Linked DNA regions of Mus musculus: regions 1 and 3 are each linked to region 2. The links are chromatin loops, found by intact Hi-C in ENCODE. Cell type or tissue: left cerebral cortex. All regions are shown on one strand. Region 1 overlaps Rtn1 (reticulon 1). Region 2 overlaps Rtn1 (reticulon 1). Region 3 holds the start of L3hypdh (L-3-hydroxyproline dehydratase (trans-)).

Region 1 (8,000 bases), 50 kb before region 2:
AAAGCCAACTGACCCAATTTATCATGTCGTATTGAGCACTGTTTTCAGTGTACTCTAAATATCCCCAAATATAATCGTTGGTCATAACGCCCATAGGCCAATATCTGTCTAGTTAGAGTTAACCACCACCAAGTTAATGCAATTTACCCTGTGTGTGTTCTTGTGATCTTCAATTTGGTCCTCATCTCAATGAAGGTAGACTCCCACCCATAGTGGGCAGCACCATTTCTCTGACTATGGGTTTTGGGTTCCTACCTTGATGTCCCTGAACAATGGACTGGAACTATAAGTCAAACAAACCTCCCCGCCCCCCAAATTGGTGGTGGCTATGTTATTTGATCATAGCAACAGAAATGGAACTCAAACATGGTTTGCCTGCCAGAACCCACATCAACCTGACCAGTCATGATACATGAGCGCCCGCAGAAAGCCAGCGCTTCTGGTGCATTGATCTCTTGTTTGAGCTTCCTCAGCACTTACCACCTAACGGCCTGCTCAACTGCTTTTATCTCTAAACCCTTGAGATCAGCCTTCTGTTCACTGGGGTATCCCTGTTGTCTGTCATGAAGCCTCCTAGTCAGTGGCTTCTCAATGAACATTTGATGAGCAGATGAATCCCAGATGATGACTCCAGACAGGAGGTGCAGTTGCTGGTGTGGACTTTCACTGAATGCCAGTGTGCTTTGTAGTTTATGCTCTTCCCACAAAGCCCATTTAAATGTTATTATACCTAGTGAAAGGTTAAAGAATAATGGAGCAATTAAAAAGAGAGCTCTGTGTGGAGATCACCTGCTGTTACTGGTGAAGGACTTTGCCTCTTGGCTGTACTCCCCTGGGGTGATCAGCTCTGGAAAGGGCAATGGAGTTGGCAGGGAAAGATGCTTTTAGAGGTTCCGTGGAGGTGGTCAGTAATAGATTGGAGTTGATAAGCCAAGGTGGCATCGCTGTGGGCCAACGTTTAACTGTTTGTTTGCTGAACTGAACCTGGAGAACATTTGTGTACAGGCCAATCTACTAAAGTTTTATAACCTCCATACAATGGAAAACTTTCTGAATAATTTTTTTTTGGTACTCTGAATACAGAAGAACCTTACTAAAAACCAAGTTTGTTATTGAGGTGATTATAGAGATTTGACAAATGATATAGATGTTCTAGAGTAAGACAGATTTGGGTGTGAATCCCCATCTATCACTTACTGGCCCAAAACTTCCAAAGCCTTATCTATGATAAAGATAAAGATATTTTGTCCTCTCTGCAATTGTAATGAGATTATGAACTGAGTGATGCTTTTGAAGTAGTCAGGCTGATAGAACTGGAACATCACAAATTGCAGCAATTACACTCCCATTTTTTAATTGGGCTGTGTTTTCTGTACTACCTCAAATGCTACATGCTCAGGTTGCAGGTTGTTTAAGGACCCAGGAGAATGTGAGACTGCAAGGGGGCTGTCCTTGGTGGATGAGCCTTCTGGCCAGGTGTTCCTGAGGCTGGCTTGATGCTCTGCCTATGTAATTCTGCCTTGGTAGCCACGCCCCACACCTGCCAGTCAGCAGCCTGCCCTTTGATAACCTCATCATTCATATTCCCTCAAACAATGAGAGGTATGAATTAGCCACTTTGTCAGGATCTGGTGAAGCCCACCTGGCACAGCTGCCTTCTTGGGCTTAACCTTTAGCCTGAGCCCTAATCTCTGTTTTTATCAGCTGTAGCCAGACAGCTAAAAGGCAGTAGAAACTTTAGAGACAGGACTTTAATGACTTGTTTGAATCCAGTGTGACATATACCAGGTTGCTGCCCTCCGCACATCACCCTCAGATCAGGCAGCTTCCCACATAAAGGTTTGTCTGCATTGTTTTTCAGGACTGCTACCTTCTGGTAAACGGGTATTTCCGAGACATTTGAATAACAGTGAGGCAGGATTTAATGTTTTCACAATAACAAATATGGGGTGACTCCTTTAGACTAGATAAGCAACGGTTTGAGAGTTTGTCACATAAAATGTTACTCCATTCATAAAAAAATGTCTGCATAAAAACCCCTTTCAGTTATCTTAAATGGAAAACAAGCTTGCCTATGCACTCTTTGGATGGTGCAATGTAGCAAATAGGAAATAGGCTTCACATAGAACTTCTTGTCTCAGCGGTGGGAAGGAGGCGTGCTACTGGAAGGACTTGACTGTTTGCTGTTTCTTCTTTACCCACGTCACACCTTTTTAAAGCCCATGGGCAGGATTTGAGACGCATTGACAAGGAACTTCTGCCCATTAACAATATATATTTTGGTAGCAGGTAAAGACTGACTCTTCAAATACCTGACTCTAACTAATGATTTGGAATGAGTCTCCATAATCTATACATTGAGATATTTAAAAATGATCTCTAAGCAAAATTTCAACTCACAGATTAGAATAACAGGATGAGTTTTCATTTATAACTTGGCAGAATTTAGCACTAGGATCCTGTCATGTTGGTTGTATTGGTTTTGGGGGAAGTATTTTAAAAATAAAGTTGCTATCATGGAAATGTTTCAATGTGCATATCCAAAACCAGAAACATTTTTCTTGCATAACCTCAGAACTATTGATACTTTAAATAAATATGTCATATTTCTCTAATACTCTTCCAATTCCCCCCTTTCAGTTGATCTATTTTAATTAGCATGTGAGCAAAGGTGTCTTAAATGATGACAGAAATCAGGGCAACGCTCTGTGTGCTAGTTGGTTATTAGGTAGGGCTCCTTTGTCTATGACAAACATTTTTTACCAGGAAAGTTTTTACACATAGAGAATCATTATGAGATTCTTCACTGTTCACATGGTTGTATGACTCTCTTATTAGCTCTGCTCTTGACTTTTTGGTGACCAAGATTTCATAGTCTTTATACTTCTGATTTAATGAGAAAATCAGAGACTATTCCGTGACTCCTCTTCTCTGGGAGGAAGCCTTGAAGAACCCAGGCAAAGTGGATGGCCAATATGCTGTGACATTGCGCTGCTTATAAATCTCGAGAGTATCTTCTCCTCTGACTGGATAGCCACTGCACTTTGTAAGTGTTATTGAGTCTGACTTTCAGCTGACAAGACTTTCTGGGGCATCCCCCAGAGAGCCGGATGCTGCAGGGTTACCAGCAGAGTCACCACCGTGGGTTAGTGAGAAACTAACAAACACCCGATCTAAAACTGGAGCGTTTGGAACAGTGTGTTTACACCTTACGCAATGCCGGTTGTATTTCAACATTTTCCAAAAATATCACACAAAGGTATTTAGAAAGAAGAAAAACAAATCTGGTTTGTAAAGTGTTTGTCTGAGGACTGCCACTGTTGCCATGGGATTCACAGAAGCAGATTTTCACGGCTTCATCAGACCGAGCCTGTTTTTTGAACAGGTTCCGGGGAGAGTGGGCTCCTGCTGCCCTGTTCTGGGTGTTTTCGTTAGACTTAACTCAGCCTTAGGAATATCAACATTTCCTTTGTACAAAAAGTACATTGGGTGATAATGCCTAGGTTTGCTTTTAGCAGACAGCTTTAGCGATACCAGATTTATTTTCCTATCTGCTGCTTGTTTCTAAATAGACATCATGTAACCAGCTTCACACGGCTCGTCTTGGAGCATAGGCAAATGTTAGCTTAATATTTGAGTGCCATCTGCTGTAAGTTCCATGGCATTCAAGCCCATCTGGCTTCCGTGCGGCAAGTCCCCTTTCTTTTTAACATCTCAGTAGAACGCAGCCCAAGCCTCGCACACTGATGGGGCCGACTCTTCCACTGATCACCGCATGGGGCTGCTGTCCAAGGATCATGTTCTCTTGGCTCTCCATGCACCTTTCCCGGAGACTTGTGCTTCAGCTTCGGGAAGCACGTGCAAGCGTGTGATGTAACTAAGCAGTCAGTGTGTTCCTAAGTCCCTTTGCTTTATCTGAAATAGCAGTCTGACTCTCAGTGGGTGAACATTTGCCACCTCAGTAAAGTTACTGAATAAACGATTATTAAGAACAGAGTATATGCTGGGCTTTTTAGAAGACATTGGAATGGAGGGAGTGGAGAACAGGAAGACTGTCTGCTGCCCTGACATCCCATCCATGAAGGAGATTAATGTATCCACACAAATGAACCCAGATAACTCAGAGCAAGGTGGTGATAGGCAGTGTGAAGTTAAGTCCAGTCCAGAGGTATAGGCAGTCTGGTTCATTTCTCTTGACCTACTTTTACTAGCTTTGAAGTCAAGTTGATCTGAACACTGAACATCATGAGAAGACTAATATTTCTATCAGTAGTTGTGGTAGGAGGTTCTAGAGTCAAGCAATCAGAATTGTAAGCAGGTCATGTAGGCTCATCTTTATTTACGTTATTAGACGTGTCTATACCCACACTCTCATGGATTCCTGAATCAAGTACATAGGAATTCCTGGGTAGGAGCTGAGGAGCCTAAGGTGACTAAGACCCAGTCCTTGAAACCAGACATTGGTAGAGACATGCAGCTAAAAATGATGTCACAAAACATTCCAGGCACACTGAAGGCCACACTTACCCCGGCCTCTCTGTGTTGCTGACTTACACTGCAACAGCTGAGCCGTATCTGTATTCATATCTTTCTGTACTTATTTATCCACAGCTTCCAAAATCTGGGGGCCGGGGGATTATTAGTGGAATATTGATCCCGTTCTTCTTCCCGTTCCCCTTTACTTCAAAGGAAGAGATTAGGTTGTCCAAAAGTAATAACAGTATTTGTTTGGTTTACTGGGGGTGGGGTGGCAAATACAGAAATAATTGTTGCTTCAATTGCCCGAGTACCAGTTTCAGATGCTGAAATGATGACACACTACTGCGGGGGGTGGGGTGCAAATGTGTTTTCTACCTGGCTTCTCCCTGTTATGTGGTACATTTGGAGTTACTGCATAGCTTGAGAAACTCAACAGACCTTTGTATAACTGAAATTAAACATTTAACCTCCATAGAGGCCATCAGGGATCAGGTACAAAGTGGGGCAGAGAGGAGGGATGGAGGAAGCTGCACATTCGTATTGGATTGTTCATACTCCCCAGCCTGAAGCCAGGAGCCTGCAGTAACCTGTGTGAAAGCAAAAGTAAAATTGAGTTTGGGGACTAGGGAAAAGCATTGCATGTCCTCTTATTGTATGCTCTTAGGAGTGTTTTTTTAACACAGTAACTCCAGATACCAAGGAGATTTAGGCCACTCCTATTCTTTTGACTACAGAGAGTGTTTTCTTTCAGTCTTATATTACTCAATAGAACCAGAAAACTATTTGTTTGGCCAATAAAAGCTGCACAAACTTCATCTCACTGAACATTCATAATAAGGGCCTGGTTTTCTGATTAGCCATTTCTTTCTACCCCCAGCCCAGTGTGCATGGTTGGCATCAAATACTGTGCTTTTTTGGAGGCACAACTTTCCAGAGAGGCAGACTCTCCTACCGACCATGGTGTTGCTGGTCCCCAACTACAAGGCCAGCATGATGTCTCTCTGGCTGCCCCACTGGCGTGCCCTTGAGTCCTCTTGCCTCTCTGTGGCTGGCAGTTAGATTGTACCGCCAACATCCATCACATCTCTACTGTCTGCACAGGCAACACTGAATTAAAACTAAGAAGCCAGCTTTCCGTCCACTGCATAACCAGTCTGTGAGGTGGGGATGTGTGCTGGTGTTCAGGATCTAGTAACTCAGGGCTTCTAAAGCCTCAAGAGCACAGGCCTTTTGGTGTTGGCAAGTTTCAAACTCTGAGCATTTCTGTTTCCCCTTCCCCTGGTGATGGACCCTGTATACTCATTCATTTCATCCTCCCAAAGACAGAAAGAGCAATCTGCCCACATCAAAATCATTAAACATCGCATGGCATTTGCAGTTTTTTTTTTCAATCTTTCAGTAGATCTTTGAATCTGACAGAGGTCTGGCTGTTCTTGGGGGCAGTGATTCTAAAGTGAAGATTCATGTTCAGAGGTTCTTATCATAGCGTAGTCCCTTTCTCATGGTGTGCCTTTAGGCACCAAAACGCCATCCTGAGTTGACATACTTCAGTTAGCAAGAACAGTTAGCCAGAAGCATAGCCACAGAAGCTGAAGAGCAGGGTCAGTCCACCTAGAGACTTCCCCGGACCTACGGGCTCTGATGGAGTAGGTCTGCACGCTTGTTTTTGGCAGGTGGTACTGTCTACACGTTGAGTTTTATGGTCTGAATGGTACGCCCATCATGACGTCAGTTGTGCTAAGGTCTGGGGCTCTATTACACTTTTGTAAAATTCAGTCGTGCTCTTGTCCCAGCAGACGTGTTGACGTGAATCCTCCGGCTGCTGACAATTACTTCTGGATCTCCACGGTCCATGTGAAAACACACCTTTTCAAAGAGGGAGGTTTTGTTTTTGTCCTGAGAACAATCTTGGAGAGCATTGAACCCACTCAGGTCGCTCTGCAGATGGGTTGAGCAAGGAACAGGCAGCTATGACTGAATCTCGAACCAACCGGGACCAGCAGACTACAGCTGGTGACTGTTTTATATCAGATCTATTCAGACACAATCCACAAGCCAGAAAATTCACCATTCTGACATCCATAGTCCACGGGTTATTTCTTCATTTACGCTCCTGTCACCACAGTGTAACATTTCCAGTATTCCTGACGGAAACTCTGCCCTGTAGCTCACTCTTCCTCTGCCTCCTCTCTTGAAGGCCCCGCAAATCACTAATCTGCCTTCTAGTTCTTCAGAGTTGCCTGTTATGCGTATATTTCAGATAGGAGTCAAATAATATGTGTTTATTTGTATCTTATTTTTTCTCTTAAACATCAGTTTGTAGCAGGTGTCAATATGACACTCTTACAGCCGACTAACACTCCATACAGGAGATACAACACATTGTTTTTACCCAGTCATTTGAATGGGTTGTTCCCATTTTTTTTCTATTTTGAATAACTCTGTACCATGAGCCTTCATGTGAAGATTTTTGTGAGGATACATGCTTTCATGTACTTTTACCCAGCAGTGGGCCTGCTGGGTCATGAGGAAACTAGATTCAATACAATGTAAATGTAGGCTTTTTAGGTTTTGTTTCAGTCTTCTGATTTATACATCTTTTCTTATTTAATACCATGTATTATGGATTTTCAGGAAGTGAAATCTGGAAGAAAAAAGGTAGCTTCGCTATTTTACAATGTGTCATGAGTCTAGTGTCTCTTCATCCTCGCAGATTACACACACACACACACGTACACATACATGTTCACATACACATACATATAGTGCTCATCTTAGTGGTTTTGATTTGCATTTCACTCATGACTAATGCTTTCTAAATATTTTCTCGTTTACTTTTCAGTTGCTTGTGTTTCTTCTTTGTAGAGTTCACTCTTGTTTGTCTATTTTCAAATGATTAATTTCTTGTTGTTGAGCTGTAAGAACTCTTTACATATTCTGGATCAATCAGATGTTTTCTCTTAGTCTGTGAATTCTGTTTTCACTATTTTTGTGGCTTGAGCCAAGCCCAATTAGTATTTATTACTTTGTTTTTTTTTTATCCTTTTCATGTCCTCTAGTTCTTTTCAGCCTCTGAAGTATATGACACCCAAACAGAAAATCTTTCTAAGAAGTATTCGAACTGGCTAATCCATCTCACATCAAGGCTGTGACTTCTCTTACAGGGCAGCCATTTCTCATGACTCAATCTATAGCTGTGTCACTGACTGTCACGAACATAAAACCAGTGATGTGTTAAACTTGTTATGCGTGTGCCATCCAGCGCCATTAGCCTGTATTTACATGTGCGATGATAAGGTGTATGTCTTTTATCTCATTTATTATAGTTAACATTTTGAGTGAGCCAGGCCTGGTGGCTCATGCTTGTAATGGGTTGTTCCCAATTTTTTGCTATTTTCTCAAGAAACTTGAGAAGCTTAGATAAGATCACAAGTTCAAGGGCAGCCTGTCAACTTAGTGAGCCTCTGTCTCAAAAACAGGAAATCAAATTAACACAATGCTGAGCAGAGAGTATAGCCCGG
Region 2 (8,000 bases):
TTACTCCATAGTGGCCAATACGTAAAGCTAGAACTTTGTGTGTACCTCAGGAGTCCAGAGATGCCCAATGCTGACATGCAGTACATGTGGATCTAAAGAATTTGTGGGTCAGAGACTCTGAGTCGAGAGATATCCCCTTCCCCATAAGTCTGTTTCTGTTTCTCTATTTCCTGTGTCTTGATCTGAAGCCTCTCACTTCTTGTACCACAAGTAACAGAGCCTTACTTTGCTAACCTGCAACAACCAGACAACCTTACTTTTTACGTTCCATCAAACTGCTGTCTTCAGACTTAGCGTGATTCAGAAAAATGTGGCGGTCATTCAGCTAAACCAACATTTCTAAGTCAGGTTTGTGGTCAATAAAAAAAAAAGTGCGGCCCAAGGGTTCTGACATGACACATCCTCTAGTTGAGAAAGTGCTTGCCGGTGACTGCTGTTCTCTCCAGGGATGTGCTGAGCTTGTCGTTCCTGCTGAGATTAGCAGTGCACACTATTCGGTCTGATTAGCAATACACAGACCTGCTGGGAATGTGAGAAAGCACCGAGAACTTGGCTATTTCTCTGTTGTCCCTCTGCTGAAGGGAAGGACCTGCTGCCACCTTCACCTAGAATCCTCAGGCCATTGTTGAACTGGCAGTGCCTCGTAGTGGCCCAGGCTCCAAAGCCTGAGGAGTGGCAGGGGCAGCAACAGACTCCTGGCAACTCCTGTCCAGCCCTCTGCACTCTGAGTCTACATCAGACAAGGAGACATTGGTACTGATGCACACTCATGGACACTTACCAGACTTTTCAGTTAACCCGCTGACTGAATTCCCAGTATTGACTGGCTGTGGAATGAAGAAAGAAATGGGATGAAGGTGGAGATGCAGAACAAGGCCTCTACACCTCTAGAGGTGACTCTGAAAAGTGCTTTGTCATAATGTGCTCCCTCTCGGCTCTGTAGAAGCCCCATACTCATCCCTGGTAGGAGAGGTCAGCTGCCCAGCAATGTCAAATCATCCATTTCACCCAAAATGATTGAGCTTCCTCGGGCGTGACTTCAGATGCTACCATACAATGGTAGACAGAGGGGCCCAGCTGGTCGCTTTGGAACCTTGCAGTCTGAGAAGAATTTGCATGATTCCAAAGATGACATTGTAAAGACCATCTCCTCCTAAAAATGAAGAAGAAACTGTGTCTACAAGCACAACCAACTTAAGCCTTTGCCAATACAGGGTATGCGAATGTAAATTTGAGTCTGACTAGACTCCCTTGGAAAACTGCAGAGGCATCTAGATGGCTCCACTCCTCCAGGAGGGGGAGAAAAGTGCTCAATGACAGTGTCAAAAGACGGTGTCACAGGAAGACAGAACAGGACAGGTAGCCTTGGTGTCTAAGAACTCTTCCTTTGATATTGTTCTGTGGCCCACAAGGCAGAGCATCCTACCTTCATGCTTGTCTTGTCTCTGCATGGACCCCCCCCATTCCAAACAGAGCCCACATTCCATTCCTATCCAGTGCTATCTTATCCTTTCCTCATCAAAACCTAGCTCTGTCCTATCCACTTTCCCAAGATCTTTGTATATCCTGATAAAGAATTTGCTATGGAAGCATGCAGTGTCACAGTTAGCCACCACCCGGCATTCTCTTCCTTCTACACATACATTTGGACTGGGACTCCTGAAATCTCTGGCTAGCTATTCTTAGAAATCAACCTTATCTGTAAATTATACATATCTCCAGCCCCCTCCCCTACTGTGATCAGTCCCAAAGGGTAACCGTGTTGACAGGAAACCCTTTGCTGCTATGAGTTCTACTTAAATGTCCCCCACACTGATCCCCTGCCAATCACCAGTGACCCCATCTATGTGACATGGCAACACCTACAGGCTTCAACCTGGAACTTACAAGTCCCATCTTCTAATATTTATTCATTCATCCTACAAACAGTAGAGAATTGTAGTCCTTTGGGATTACAGTAAGATTCCACCCAGTGACTGTAGTTTGGACAATGGCAGGATGGTAGCCACAATCTTCTTCACAAGGTTTTAGATAACTGTGGAATATTCCAAACTAGAAAAAGGATTTGCCACTCCTTTGGAGACTCAGGCAGCAATCTGTGACCAACATTTTTAGAATTGGGGACAGCAGAGGCGAGCTAACAGTGAGGACTAGTGGGCATTATGCAGTAAGCTTGGCATCTGTACCGTCACACGTCCTGGACAACAGGTTTCATGTTTCTAAGAAATTTCTAGAATATGCACCATGCTGGTTAGGAATAGCCCTGGTCTCCTTAGCTGCCATCTCCACGCGGGCGTTCCTTTCCTTCCTCTCTTCTCCCGTTCTTCCGCCCCCATCCCCATACCTAGCCTGTGCGCGCGCCTCGTCGCCTGCTCTACCATCCCAGGGACAGCTCTCCCAAGGCTGCCCAGCCCGCGCCCGCCGCGGTCGCATAGAGCAGCCGCAGCAGCATCCACGCGCGCGCGCCGGCGGCTCCGGGACCGCGCTGATTCGCTGTCGCGCTCTGCGGCGCTCGTGCCCGCCCGCCCCTTGCGCGCGCGCCCGGGGCCGCTTCAGTCTGCAGCCGCGAGGCCACCAGAGCCCACCGCCGCCGCAGCCGGGCAGCGACGCGGAGTGCAAGCTCAGCGCCTGGAGGAGAGCCACGGCGAGCCCGCCAAGCCCGCACCATGCAGGCCACTGCCGATTCCACCAAGATGGACTGTGTGTGGAGCAACTGGAAAAGTCAGGGTATTCTCTTTATTTCGGTAGTGCATGCCTGCGGCGCACGCGGAACCGCGATCTGGACACGGCCATTGTGCATCATTTCACCTGTGGGACCATGCATGCTTTACTTAAACCCAGGAGCTTTCTGCGGGGGGGAGTAAACCTGTTCTTGCAAAATCGACACGAATGATATTTGCCCCCTCCCCTCCCTCCGCCCTGCCTTTATCCCCTCCCAATTCACCCCTTTGTTTTCTTGTGTATTGTGGTATTGTAAATAATGCATCATTTGCCTCCTCCGGGAGTTTTTCTGGCCTGATCATTCAGGACTTGTTTAATCTCTCAGCTGAGGAGCTAAAGTGCTTCCTTATTTTTTTTTCTGCATCCCAGTGCATTTATTTCTGCCCAAAGGTTGAGATCAGAGCCATTAACTGAGAGGGCATCCTTAGGAGAGAGGGACACACCCATTTCAGGCTTGTTATTTGTGATTACACAAAGGAAACTGGAAATGCAGACCAGCTCTCTAAATCCTGAGACTATGATGGCGTAGCCACTTATTAGGGTGGTTCGCTTTGAAATAGTCTTGTTATTGTGACTGTCATTGGAATAATCTAGATCATTTATTTATTAACAATGGCTTTCAGTGAAATAAATGGAGGGGAGAAACAAAGCCGTGGCGGCTGCCCTCGGGTCTAACAGATCTGTTTAGAAACGGTCCATATTAGCACTGGGTGTGGCCGCCCTCCAGCCTCGCTTGCTTTTCAGCCATTTTTATTCAGCCTCATATCCCACACATCCGGCTCTCCTTTGTTACATTAAGGTTTTATCCCTCACCTTGCTCACCTTGCATGAGGAGGAGGAGGAAGGGAGAATTTGCAAGAATGAATTGTATGAGGTAAAGTCCGGGGTTGGGCAGATCCAATGTCTTGATATTTAACAAATACGGTTCTGAAGAAGGCACATTGATGGAACCTGCAGGGGTTTGCAGCATCCTTGGGGACCAAGAGCACTACGTGGTGACTCTTTTTATCTTTTTCTTTTTTTCTTAGTTTCTCTCTTCTTCATCGTCATCATCTTCTAGCCAGAAAAAAAAAATGTTCTTTTCATCTTTAATGATTGTGAAGGACTTTTATTTTATTTTATTTTCTTAAGAAAAGATAAAAACAGAAATCTCAGAATTAAAAGCACGCTTGGCTTTGGCCCTTGTTTGTTGAACTGGATGTCAATGGCATAAAATACAGTAGTCTACTTTAAATCATGTGGGCCTATTAGAAACATGACTGTCAAAAGTAAATAGGTAGGCCATCAATTTAAATGCCAATAAATAAGAAATACGCAGCCACGGAGTGTAATTTCGGGAAACGATGACAGCTACATGGAATGGCACAGGCTGCACAGACGCGGGTGGCTGTAAAGTGCTTTGTATCTCCTCCTTCTGGGTGCGTGTGCCTAGACCCATCAGTTGGATGCACACACTCTACAACTGTGCCTTCATAAGAATGCCACGTTCAGATGGCTATGAAGACTGGTGATCGGGGTTTGTTTCTGAGTGTCTTCTATTTTGAACAGACACAGACTTGGAAAGATAGCAGCTTGTGTGTTTTATTTGTAGCATCACAGTGCTAAGGGTTTGGCATTGGCTTACTTTAAATTTTGAAATGAATTTTTTTAATAATCAGGAATTAGCATAAAACGCAATCACTTACCCTCTGAAGGCAATTGTGTTCCTTTCCAACCATGTAGCTACCTGTGGAGATTGATTCAGAGTTACCAAAGGGTCTTATTCCCAGTGACCTTTGATTGTCATTAGATTCATTGATTTCCTTTCCTCAAATAGAACAATGCCATTTACTTGAAAATTGGCCACTAGCTAACTAGAGAGTTCAGTGACACCAGATAGCCGTGGTGGCGAGAATGAATTACTCCTTTGTTGTCCTCCCCTGTGGGAACTTCCATCATAGACTAAAACTACAGTAGATTCTAAACACATCACCTTCACTCCAGTTCCCTATGTTTAAAGCAAATTGTTCTAATCCCCAGCTATACCTGAGAGTCACTTAGAATGCTTTAAGAAACACAAAGGATGCTGGGCCCCACCCCTAGAGCTTGTGATCTTGGATGAGTTTAATACGTATCTGGGGTTGAAGCCACTGGTGTCTATGAATTCTTAGTGTGCCCAACTTTTAGGCCAGCAAAACTCGGTGTACGGATGGCATAGGTGTGACCTAGGAGGCCAGTATGGGTAGAAGTCAGTAGACACTGCTGAAGATGCCCTCTGGAAGTGTACAGAAGCTTTGCCTGGGTAGGAAACACATGGATTTGAGGCTGCCTCTCTATCATTGCAGTTTTCATCTATAAATTACATCACTGAATTACTTCACTGAAATGTATTATAAAACTAGAGTGCATGGGTTTAGGGTGTATGTGTCTGTCTGTCTGTGTGTGCGCACGACATATATGATTGCAGTGAAAGACAGCAATGCGTGGCAGCTCACACCTATAATACCCGCAGTCAAGAGATAGAAGCATGAAGATAGTCCAAAGCTCACCTTGGACTGTAGAGCAGCACGGCATCACAAACAACAACAACACAAAACCAACGGTAACAGAAAGAGGCTAAGTCAGACATTGCCATACACACCTGTCATCCCAGCATTAGGTTATAGAACAGGGGTTCAAGGAAGCCAGGCTCACACAGAGAGGACAAGGCTAGCCCACGAGACCCTATCTCAAAACAAACAAACAGACAAACAAACAAACAACTCTAAAATTTACAGGATTTAGGTCCCCTGTCCTAACGGAGATAATCTTATAGTTTACAACGGTCTTAATATTTATGAGGCCCTTTTACTAATTTGGTCCGATCGTCTCAAACCCTGGGTGTGAGGGCTTGTTTTCACATTTCATCTCGGGGGTGATAGATGAGGCTTCTGTCAGGTGCACAGCTGGTGACAGCCGGAGCCCTGCTTCCTACTGTTCCGCCATCTGCCTCTGAGGTAGGCCGTGCTTTCCTCTGTGATTTATCGAAAGACAAGTTGTCTGAATGATGGTGAATAGCCCTCATATTCACAAGTTTCCATTTTGCCAAGTATCCTCTCAAATTTCCATTCAACTCCTGGATGGTGGGAGACTCTAAGAAGGTAAATCAAACATGCCCAGGATCTGTGAGAAGCGGTAAATTCATTAGTTAAAGGGGGCTCTCGGACCGGCATCCCCTCACCTCCCTCATGAATGCTGAGTGACAGGAGGTGAGATCCCACCCACCTCTCTGAGATATGTTCACATAGGCCCTTCTTCACAGACAGAACGACATCCAGCAGCCATGCAAGGCCCACACCCCACTTATATCATTGTCCCCATCCCCACCATCACAGACTGGCCGTCCTAAAGTCTTCTCAATATTAGCCACTTGTCAGTGACTGTGCTGCTGGTTCCTAAGCCTTCGTGACATTCCTCTCACTGTATTGGGCAGGGAATTCCAGGCTTAAGACTGAGAGGACCGGTAATTTGCCTTATATTAATATTTAACCACACAACTTAAATCCAAATGGTCCCGTGCCACAGAGATGAAGATTCATGAGCAACCCCCACCCGTGGGAATCTGTCTATACTCTGAAGACCCCTGCCCACCTCCCCTTTCTACCATGTTCAAAAAACTGTAATGGGCAGCATCTGTAGTGCTGTGGTGTCTTGGCGATCTGTTATGTGCTTAGGTGCTAAAGCTCAACTCCTTTGTGTGTGTTGTCTCCGCCAGCACGCAACCTTTCAATGATGTTATCTAGCTATCTTTCAAAATGGCGTATACTCTGTGGTGGCCTACAGTGCTCTATGGAAATGCTTTAGGATTGTCTAATCTAAATGTTACTAGCTGAAACATTTACTAAAGACCCAAGCATCCCATGATACTGGTAAATACACATATTTTAGCCACAGAGACTGAAAGAAGTAGTCAATTTCAGCATCTGAAGGCTGGAGAGATGGCCCAGTCGATAAGATACTTGTTGCAGAAGCATGAAATTAGCAAGAAAGATCTCCAGAATCTATGTTAAGAAGCTCCGTGTCAGCTTGTAACCCTAGCATTGGGGAGGTAAAGACAGTGGGTCCCCAGAGATTCCTGGCCAGCCAGACTAACCTACTCAGTGAACCTCAGTTCCCAGTGAAAAACCTTGTCTCAAAAAATGAGATGGATGGCTCCTAGGGCACGAGGCCAGAGACTGTTCTCCAGCCCCCACACCAGTACACACATGCATGCTCACCTGTGCACACATATAAATAGGAGACAGTCTCACCTTTTATTAAAGACAGCTTTTTATTTAGACTCATCATTAGAATATGCCAAATATTACAGCATAGCATTATACAACAAACTCCTCCCTGGTGCAGATTCTAATGAGATCCCATGGGAACCTGCTCGGTTGGGGCACTGGGACTTTCCCAAGTGACAGAAGACTCTAGGTACACAGAATATCTTAAATGTGTATTGTTCAGGCAGTGGGATCCACTGAAAACAGGGTGTTCTCTTTTTATAGCATCTTCATTGCTGTCGAGAGGACCTTTGGAAGGGCAGAGTTTAAGATGGAAATGTTTTTTTTTTTCTGCTTCTCTGACAGAGATTCGGGTACACTATGCATTTTTTTATTTTTGTCAAAAGATTTCAATAAAAGCCACAAATCACCCCAGTTTCTACCACCCAGAGTTAATCAATGTGGATACTGGCTATATATTGTCTAATATATTTGTCTATCTGCCTCTGCAAATACTTGCAGGTATGTACATCATAAAAATGAAGCTAAAGTCTAGGCATGCAGGGGAAAGGGGGCTTTTTATAAATTGAAATATGGAGGTCTCAAAAATATTTTCCTTCCGCCCCACCCCTGAGATAGGGTTTCTCTGTGTAGCCCTGGCTGTCCTGGAACTTGCTTTTCAGACCAAGATGGCCTCCAACTCACGTAAATTGACCTGTCCTTAGTGCTGGGATCAAAGGTGTGTGCTGCCACGCCCAGCTCAAGAGCAATTTAAAATGATTTGACATGAGAAACTAACATGGGGCTAAAAGAATTATGAACTTTAGATCTCTTTACAGCATGAGCTATTCCTAAAATTATAAATAATATTATGATAAATATTAAAAACTTAGAATCTTTGAAATTGTGTTTCAGTTTAAGCTTCATAGATGAACTTTCTACAATACCCATTTTAAAAATAAACATTTTAAATGGATAAGATTGTTTGAAAAAAAATGCTGCTCTATATCTTTGTTTTCATGTCTATTCTGTTTCTCAGGTTTTCATGAGTTATTG
Region 3 (8,000 bases), 150 kb after region 2:
TCACACTGTGACAGCACAGAAAGTTATACTTGCATCTTGCTGCTCTTCTGGAGTCTCCTATTCTAACCAGCACAGCAGGTTCTAGCCCCAGACACCTAACCCTGAATCTTCCCAATGGCTCTAGGAAGCCAGTCCCTATGATTGGAGTTTAGAGTTTCATTGGTTATAAGGTCATAAGAACTATTATTATTATTATTATTATTATTATTATTATTATTATTATTATTATTGAAATCCCTGATAGGGGCCAGAGAGGTAGCTCTGGTAAAAGCGCTTGATGAGCACGCCTGACTAACTCAGGAGTCTTGACTTCTAGAGCCCATGGTAAAGAGGACTCCAGAGAGCTGTCTCCTGACCTCCATGTGTGGGCTGTAGCAGGCACACCCCCAGCCCCATGCCTATCATACACCATACACAAGCACACAACTTAAAATTTTAATTAAAAGAAATCACGGGGGCTGGAAAGATGGCTCAGCGGTTAAGAGCACAGACTGCTCTTCCGAAGGTCCTGAGTTCAAATCCCAGCAACCACATGGTGGGTCACAACCATCCTTAATGAGATCTGATGCCCTCTTCTGGTGTGTCTGAAGACAGAGACAGTGTACTCACATACATAAAATAAATAAATAAAACTTAAAAAAAAAAGAAAGAAAAGAAAAGAAAAATCTCGGATAGAAAGCCACTTGTAGTGAGAATTCAAAATACTATGCTTTCATTTTAGTCTCAGGCATGGGGATGGGATATGAGGCTGCTTCACAGCAGCTGACTGTGATTCGCCTCGGGCTCTAGCAGAAGGTTCCTGCAGTTGTGTGACGTTTAGAATTCTGGAAACTCTTCAGAGAGTAATGGTAGGGCTCTGAGAGGCAGGGTAGGGGTGGTTGGTCGTTGAGGAGGTTTGGGTGCAGTCAGTGGCTATGTTCAAAGAAGAAACAAGAAGAAATTCAAGGAGCTCTATTCCCCTCCCCCATCCTTCCTTCTCTCCTATCTGGTGACAGGGGATGAAACTGGGAGAAAGGAGGACCAGAGAGTGTATGTCGGGGGAAAAAGAATCTGCAAAGCAGCAAAGGCCAGCTACAAGCAAAGAAGAAGCAAGAAAAAAATTAGATTCAGAGATCTTTATTATCTAAACACCCCCCCCCCCCCACCTGTGCATCTTTCTCTCCTATCTATTGATAAGGAGTGGTAAAACTACAAAGACCAGCTACAGTCACTATTCTTCATTTGGCCAAATAGAGACACTGGGCACACAGACTCATTTTTTATTCATAACAGAAATGCTGAATTGTCCACATTCTGAAAAGAGAACTTCAGAGCAGAAGGTAGGTCTTTAAAACAAATCAATTCACCTCCATATCAAAGCATTAGCCCAGTTTTTATGATTTTTGACAAGGGTAGATCCCATCAGTGCTGGCACTGAGCTTCTGAGCAATTACTTGAGAACAATCAATTTCTTGCAATCAATTTCTTAAAGGGATGAGGGGAATTAAAAACAGCTCTTTTAAGACAAAAACCCGAGGATCTCCAAATTATCTAAGACTTCATCGAAGAGAAATTACTCCTCTGTATCAGTGACACCTGATCCTCTACACCAATTATGGAAAGTGCTGCTCAAAGCCACAAAGGTACTCAGAGGACGATGGCAGTGAGGCTGGCTTCTGTAAGAATCTGCCATTTGCTATGAAATGAATCCAAAACAATGCTGGCCTACGTGTGAATTTACACGTGTTATTATTGCTGAACAATAATTTCCTCAAACTTTTCATGTGGAGACTCTGGTTACAAGGCCCTTTCTCCTTTCAAATTCCTGGAGAACAGTTTTGTTTTTTGTTTTTGTTTTTTTTGTTGTTGTTGTTGTTGTTTTTTGGGGGGACTTATGTTGCCGAGGGAAAACAGAAAAAAGTCTGAAATGTCTCATGTTTGATATTTTCACTTTACCAAGTATCTGACATCTTTTTTTTAAAAAAATTCTTCTTTATTTTATAATCTTAAAAACAAACTTTTATTATTATAGTATTGTGTTTTCATGTGTATTTGTGTTTTGCCTGCATTTATGTCTGTGCACCATGTACCAGCCAAGTTCCCGCAGAGGCCAAAAGAGGAGAAAGTCAGAAAGGGATATAGGAGCCACTGAACTGCAGTTACTAAGGGTCCTGAGCCGCTGTGGAGGTTCTGGGGATCAAACCCCACGAAAAGCAGCAAGTGCTCTTAATCACTGAGCCATCTCTCCAGCCAATCCTTAACACCTTTTTTAAACACAACTGAACTGTAATGAGAAGGAAGTCCCTTCTCCATGGGCTTTGCGTCTAAAAGATCTCAAAACCAAGGCCAACAAACCAAAGCTCATTTACCTAACGAGAAGAATCTGTACAACCTTTCATAGCCATTGGTGAGCTATAGCTAAAATGTTGTCCTTGTTTTTTTCTGCAGCAGTCTAAGACCCTTTGTGAAGGGCTTAATGTATTTACATTTGATGTCCAGTGTAATAGTGCACGCCTTTCAACCCAGCACTATGGAGGCGGAGGCAGGTGGAACTCTGCGTTCGAGGTTAGCCTGGTCTACAGAGCAAGTTCCAGGTCGACTAAGGCTACAAGGACAAACCCTGTCTTGAAAAACAACTATTACATTTGAGGTTGAAAAAGCAAGTCTCGTGGCAATTAGGTTCTGCTTCCTTGTCCTGTTCTAACTCTGCTTCTAATTCTGAAGTCAACCACCAGGAATGCTTTCCTGGACAAGAACAAAGGGACTGAAGGAAGGGACACAGGAAGAGCACAACAAAGACTCAGCCTTTAATTCTGCACAAGCGCTCTTCTCCAGCCATTCTGGAGCAGACCATCCCAACCCCGGGAGAAGTCAGTGCCTGGGCTCAGCGCAGCCAAGGGCCAGGCTGCTCGCTGCAGCAGAGCTGTCGGCCCGATGGCGAGCCCAAGACAATGCGAGGAAAAGCAATAGGAAAAAAGGACAGAGACACGCCCGCAGCCTAATCGACCACTTACCCATTGGCCACACTAGGTTCCCCTGAGAAGCCGGGGATCAGCGGGTCCGAACGCAGCGCCCGAACATCCGGGCCACAGCGCTCTCAGCCGCTCCGCCTCCCGCTAGCCTGGCAAGCACGCTGGAACCCCGCCCCTGCTACATTCGGCTCCGAGTCCCGCCCCACCACCGCTTCCCCCGCTAGGGGTGTCGGGGGTGCACGCGGCGGACTTCCAGGCCTAGGATTCCCAGAAACCTAGTTTCCTAATCTAGGCTTGGAAGCCTCTCTCTCTCTCTCTCTCTCTCTCTCTCTCTCTCTCTCTCTCTCTCTCGCTTCCGGGTTTGAGCTCAGAGGCTCCACCTTTTCCGGGTCCAGACTCAGGTCTCGTCCCCGCCCTGCCTCCAACTTGAACTGGTCTCCACCGCCTCCAGTGTCTCTTTGAAGGGGCCCTGAGGTCCCGCCCCCGTTTCCTAGACGAAGCTCGTAGCTCCGCCCACCCCGTGCATTCAAGTCGCCGAGGCCTCGCTCCTACCCTGCATTGAGGTCTCCGAGGACCGCCCCCATCGTGCGGGCTAGTTTTCTAGGCACCGCCTCCGCAGAGTAGTCTCTGGAGCCCCGCCCCTATTTTATTGGCTCCTTTTCTAGGCCCTGCCCCTGCCGCGTGTCTAGTCTCCGAGGCCCCGCCCCCGCCGAGCAGTCCAGCCTCCGAGCCCCGCCCCGCTGCTGGAGCAAGTTCCGAAGCCCCGCCCCCTCCGTGTGTTCAAACCTCTGGAGCCACGCCCCCATTTGGGGGGTCTAGTTTTCTAATCCCTGCCCACGCTCCCTGTCCTGTCGCCCAGGCTCGCCCCTGTTGGGAGTCTAACTCTGAATCCTGCTAGCTCGGGCGCGCCCAGTCTAAGATTCCGGACGCTGGTCGCTGGGTGATCTCTGCTCGCCGGCTTGGCCCTGAGATTGCCACCGGTTCTGCGCGTTCTCCCGTTGGGTTTGGCGCTTTCTCCCTGCTTGGAGAGAGCACCACCGCGCTGTGCGGCAGTCCCTGGACGCAGACAATGGAGGCGGCGCTGGCAGTGACCCGGCTGCCCCCAAACGACCCGAGGACGCCAGCACTGTCGGTGGTGGACATGCACACAGGCGGCGAGCCTCTGCGCATCGTGCACGCCGGGTGTCCGGAGGTGGCAGGGCCCACGTTGCTGGCCAAGCGTCGCTACATGCGTCAACACCTCGACTACATCCGGCGGCGGCTCGTGTTCGAGCCCCGCGGCCACCGGGACATGTACGGGGCCATCCTGGTGCCCAGTGAGCTGCCAGACGCACACCTAGGCGTCCTGTTCTTGCACAACGAAGGCTACAGCTCCATGTGCGGTCACGCGGTGCTAGCGCTGGGCCGCTTCGCGCTCGACTTTGGACTGGTGCCCGCTCCCCCAAAAGGCGCCCGGGAGGCTCAGGTCAACATCCACTGCCCGTGTGGTCTGGTGACCGCCTTCGTAGAGTGTGAAGGTGGCCGCAGTTGCGGCCCTGTGCGCTTCCACAGCGTCCCAGCCTTTGTCCTGGCCTCAGGTAAAGGGTGAGACTCACTAGACCCGGTTGAGACAATCCGCGAATCTAACCACTGCTCTGTGGCTGAATATATCTGCGCAACTAACCCACCCTGCCTGCCCTTGCGATTAATAAAAAGGTAATTCCAAATTACTGCAAACACGCTTCAGTGTCTTTGCCTTACAGGTTTGGTGGATGCAATTCTGCTGTCCTGCTGAGCGGATCCATGCTCACAAGGCCTGGGGGGAGCTTAGAGTGGAATGCGGATGAATTGTGCGCTTCCTTTTTTTAAGATCCTCATTCCTTGCTTGTCAGGATTCATAGCCGCTTCACAGTAGACTGAAGTTAAGGACCAAAGGACAGTGTGTGTACCAGAGTTCGAGCATAGCTTAGAATATGCTTGGTAAGAACTAAATGACTCTGAAAGGCACTAAATTTGTAAGCAAAGCTATTGCTGTCCTTGTTGAGAAACAAAGTCCTTGGCTGGACACACAAGTTCACAACCCCTCAAAAGCCATCCAACCTTAGGCAAAGTTCACAGACTCCTTGACTGAGTCTGTACCTTCATTTTATCTCAGAGGTTTTTGTGGTTAGTAATGAGGGTATGAAACATTGTTAAAATTTTTTTTTCTTAAATTAATGAGTGTTCATTGTTTTATTGTTTTGAGACAGGGGGTCACTGTGTAGCCCTGGCTGGAATGGAACCCTGGAATTTCTACGTTGACTAGGCTGGCCCACTTCTTGAGTACTGGTAGATTTTTTTTTTAAAGATTTATTTATTTATTATATGTAAGTACACTGTAGCTGTCTTCAGACACTCCAGAAGAGGGCGTCAGATCTTGTTAGAGATGGTTGTGAGCCACCATGTGGTTGCTGGGATTTGAATTCCGGACCTTTGGAAGAGCAGTCGGGTGCTCTTACCCACTGAGCCATCTCACCAGCCCAGAATTTTTTAAATATCTGAAAAAAAAATATTCGTCAAGAAACAGAGACTTCAAGATATGTAGGATTGTTTCCTGGAGATACAGAAACATGGACGGGGTTTCTGGGTTCTATGGTATAGACTAAGCAGATAATCTGCATAATCGGGACATTTACAAAGAGGAGCATCCCTCTTAGGAATCAACTGGCAGCTGTTTTATCTCTCATCCCAGGTGTCCCTGTAGCAAGAGTACCCAGCATGCAACTTGCAGGGTCCATTTGCCCAGGATAGCTATGAATGTGCCCTCCATAAAAAATGTACACTTACGACGGGGGGGTGGGGGGGTGGGGGGGGGTGGGTGTTGCACGCCTTTAATCCCTTTACTCGGGAGGCAGAGGCAGGCGGATTTCTGAGTTCGAGGACAGCCTGGTCTACAAATTGAGTTTTAGGACAGCCAGGGCTATAAAGAGAAACCCTGTCTCGGAAAAAAAAAAAAAAAAAAAAAGTACATCTTTTAATCATTCATTTTTTTATAGTCTCTGAGTTTCATAGCTCTCCAGCATGGAACTTGCCACACTGGCAGGTCAGACACACTTGCCGGCTTGAGTTCTGTCCATGGAAATGTTTAATGTTTGCCTGGAAGTGAACTGGGAGCTACTTTAACCAATCTAGGAATAAGGTTACCACTGCTTTTCTCCCAAGACTTCAAGCTATGCAAAGCATTCTTAGAAAATCTGACCCTGATCCTCCTTGAATAATTAGACTCTGGATCAGTCTGGGCATAAATGACACTGTAGCTGAACAGGCTTAGGGTGGCCCCAGTAGAGGGAACACCTGTGATGAGGCGGGCCTTGGAGGAATTTGATGCCCTATGAGAGTATGGCACTTGGGAAAAAATGATTTATGGTTTAATAATAATGATAATCAGGGTTAGAATTATTATCATTATTATTGGTTTTTCAAGACCAGCCATTTAACCAGCTGGATACCTAGTTTCTCCCTAAGCAACTTGAGCAGTAGATTAAAGGGAGTCCACGAGTTTCTTCCTTCGAGCCCCGGGAGTGGCAGCAGCGGGAGTTCGTCCTGCGCGTGGCAGGAAGGGTGGTGCTGGGTCCTGTGCATTTCTGCTAGGCAAACCCGATCCCGTGCGACTTGTCTGGTATGACCAGAGGCCCCTTCCTGGCCAAGGGCGGCTGAATCCCAGCGGTTCCCAGCGCGGGGCAGAGGAGGAGGGCATGGGGGTGGAGTTGGGGTGGAGGCAAGATCCGGAAGCAGGCCTCTATCAGTGCACACTCCGACAAGCCTCTTCTTAGGAACTGAACCTGATTTTTTACGACGCCTGTCCTAGTTTCAGATCTTTTACACTTGATCTTAGTCAGAAGGCTGAGAAGCAATAGTTCCAAATCTTTTAATAAACAGACATGCTCATTAATGAGGTGCTGGAGACATTACAGATTGACCTAGTGTACCTCATTGCAAAGAATTTACATGCTATTTTGGTGGGTTTTGGTGGGGTGTTGTGGATAGATAGCCCTGGGACTAATTATATTTGATGTCAATTCTGTTCTCCGGTGAGGGACTGCGAACGAGGAATGAGTCAGCACTCAGATGAGTTCCTGTAAACCTGCTTCCCACCTTAATTTGTAAAATAAAGGAGAGCTGATGGTTGGGCAGAGAGAGAGAGAGAAGGTAAAGCAGAAAGAAAGAAAAGAAAGAGGTTTGAGACAGAGAAGGCAGAGGAGGAGGAAGAAGATGTGGAAGATGGTAGCATAGCTGTGGTAGATCTGCCCAATCTAGGCACACAGCATGTATTCATATTAAAGGGGGGGGGGGGGTCCTGGTGAGACTGCTCAGCAGTTAAGAGCACTGACTGCTCTTCCGGAGGTCCTGAATTCAAATCCCAGCAATCACCCATAATGAGATCTGAAGACAGCTACAGTGTACTTACATATAATAAATAAATAAAATCTTTAAAAAAAAAATAAGAAGGGAGTCCACTTCGAGAGACCCTACAACTGGCAGCAGCAGCAGCAGCTGTATATTAGTCTCAGGTTCATAACAGAGAAGGGTAGCCAGACCTTTAGATACTGTACTGGCTAGTTTTGTGTCAACTTGACACAGCTGGAGTTATCACAGAGAAAGGAGCTTCAGTTGAGGAAATGCCTCCATGAGATCCAACTGTAAAGCATTTTCTCAATTAGTGATCAAGGGGGAAAGGCCCCTTGTGGGTGGGACCATCTCTGGGCTGGTAGTCTTGGTTCTATAAGAGAGCAGGCTGAGCAAGCCAGTAAGTAACATCCCTCCATGGCCTCTGCATCAGCTCCTGCTTCCTGACCTGCTTGAGTTCCAGTCCTGACTTCCTTTGGTGATAAACAGCAGTATGGAAATGTAAGCCGAATAAACCCTTTCCTCCCCAATTTGCTTCTTGGTCATGATGTTTGTGCAGGAATAGAAACCCTGACTAAGACAGATACTGTACTTCCCCACTGCATTCCTTTGTGACAGCACCAAAGTTAGTGGACTTGAATGGTCCTGCTGAGGTGTGAGGAAAAGGAAACCCTACATCTTCTT

Evidence for each region. Peaks named below come from ENCODE experiments on the same cell type or tissue, not always from the same donor. Only the 100,000 strongest peaks of a DNase experiment are listed, where the experiment ranks them.
Region 1: a loop joins it to region 2, with 2.4 times the contacts of the local background. A loop is called at or near these places in 3 of 42 quality-filtered maps.
Region 3: it touches region 2 in a loop (3-fold over the local background); 3 of 42 quality-filtered maps call a loop at or near these places.

What each region holds. Positions count from the first base shown.
Region 1 is chr12:72,281,283-72,289,282 of GRCm38, reverse strand. The region is part of intron 3 of Rtn1 (reticulon 1); the gene reads left to right. Gm52013 (a long non-coding RNA gene) reads right to left here. Exons shown (of 3, transcript XR_003950281.1): 3 at 5,858-8,000. Among named protein-coding and RNA genes, the nearest start is that of Gm52013, 25 kb to the right of the region's middle. In left cerebral cortex, a CTCF peak has its summit at 3,732; DNase peaks (open chromatin) are centred at 2,165, 3,676 and 4,546; H3K4me3 peaks cover 922 bases; H3K27ac peaks cover 1,561 bases.
Region 2 is chr12:72,231,256-72,239,255 of GRCm38, reverse strand. All of the region lies in intron 3 of Rtn1 (reticulon 1), which reads left to right. Among named protein-coding and RNA genes, the nearest start is that of Gm52013, 25 kb to the left of the region's middle. In left cerebral cortex, no CTCF peak of the experiment used is centred here; DNase peaks (open chromatin) are centred at 2,367, 3,460, 4,103, 4,949 and 1 more place; H3K4me3 peaks cover 5,007 bases; H3K27ac peaks cover 5,974 bases.
Region 3 is chr12:72,081,177-72,089,176 of GRCm38, reverse strand. L3hypdh (L-3-hydroxyproline dehydratase (trans-)) reads left to right here and starts at 3,864. Exons shown (of 5, transcript NM_026038.2): 1 at 3,864-4,528. The coding sequence starts at 4,021. Jkamp (JNK1/MAPK8-associated membrane protein) reads right to left here and starts at 3,338. Exons shown (of 7, transcript NM_024205.2): 1 at 2,994-3,338. The coding sequence starts at 2,997. In left cerebral cortex, CTCF peaks have their summits at 3,162 and 5,285 (motif pointing right); DNase peaks (open chromatin) are centred at 3,138 and 3,536; H3K4me3 peaks cover 2,697 bases; H3K27ac peaks cover 2,320 bases.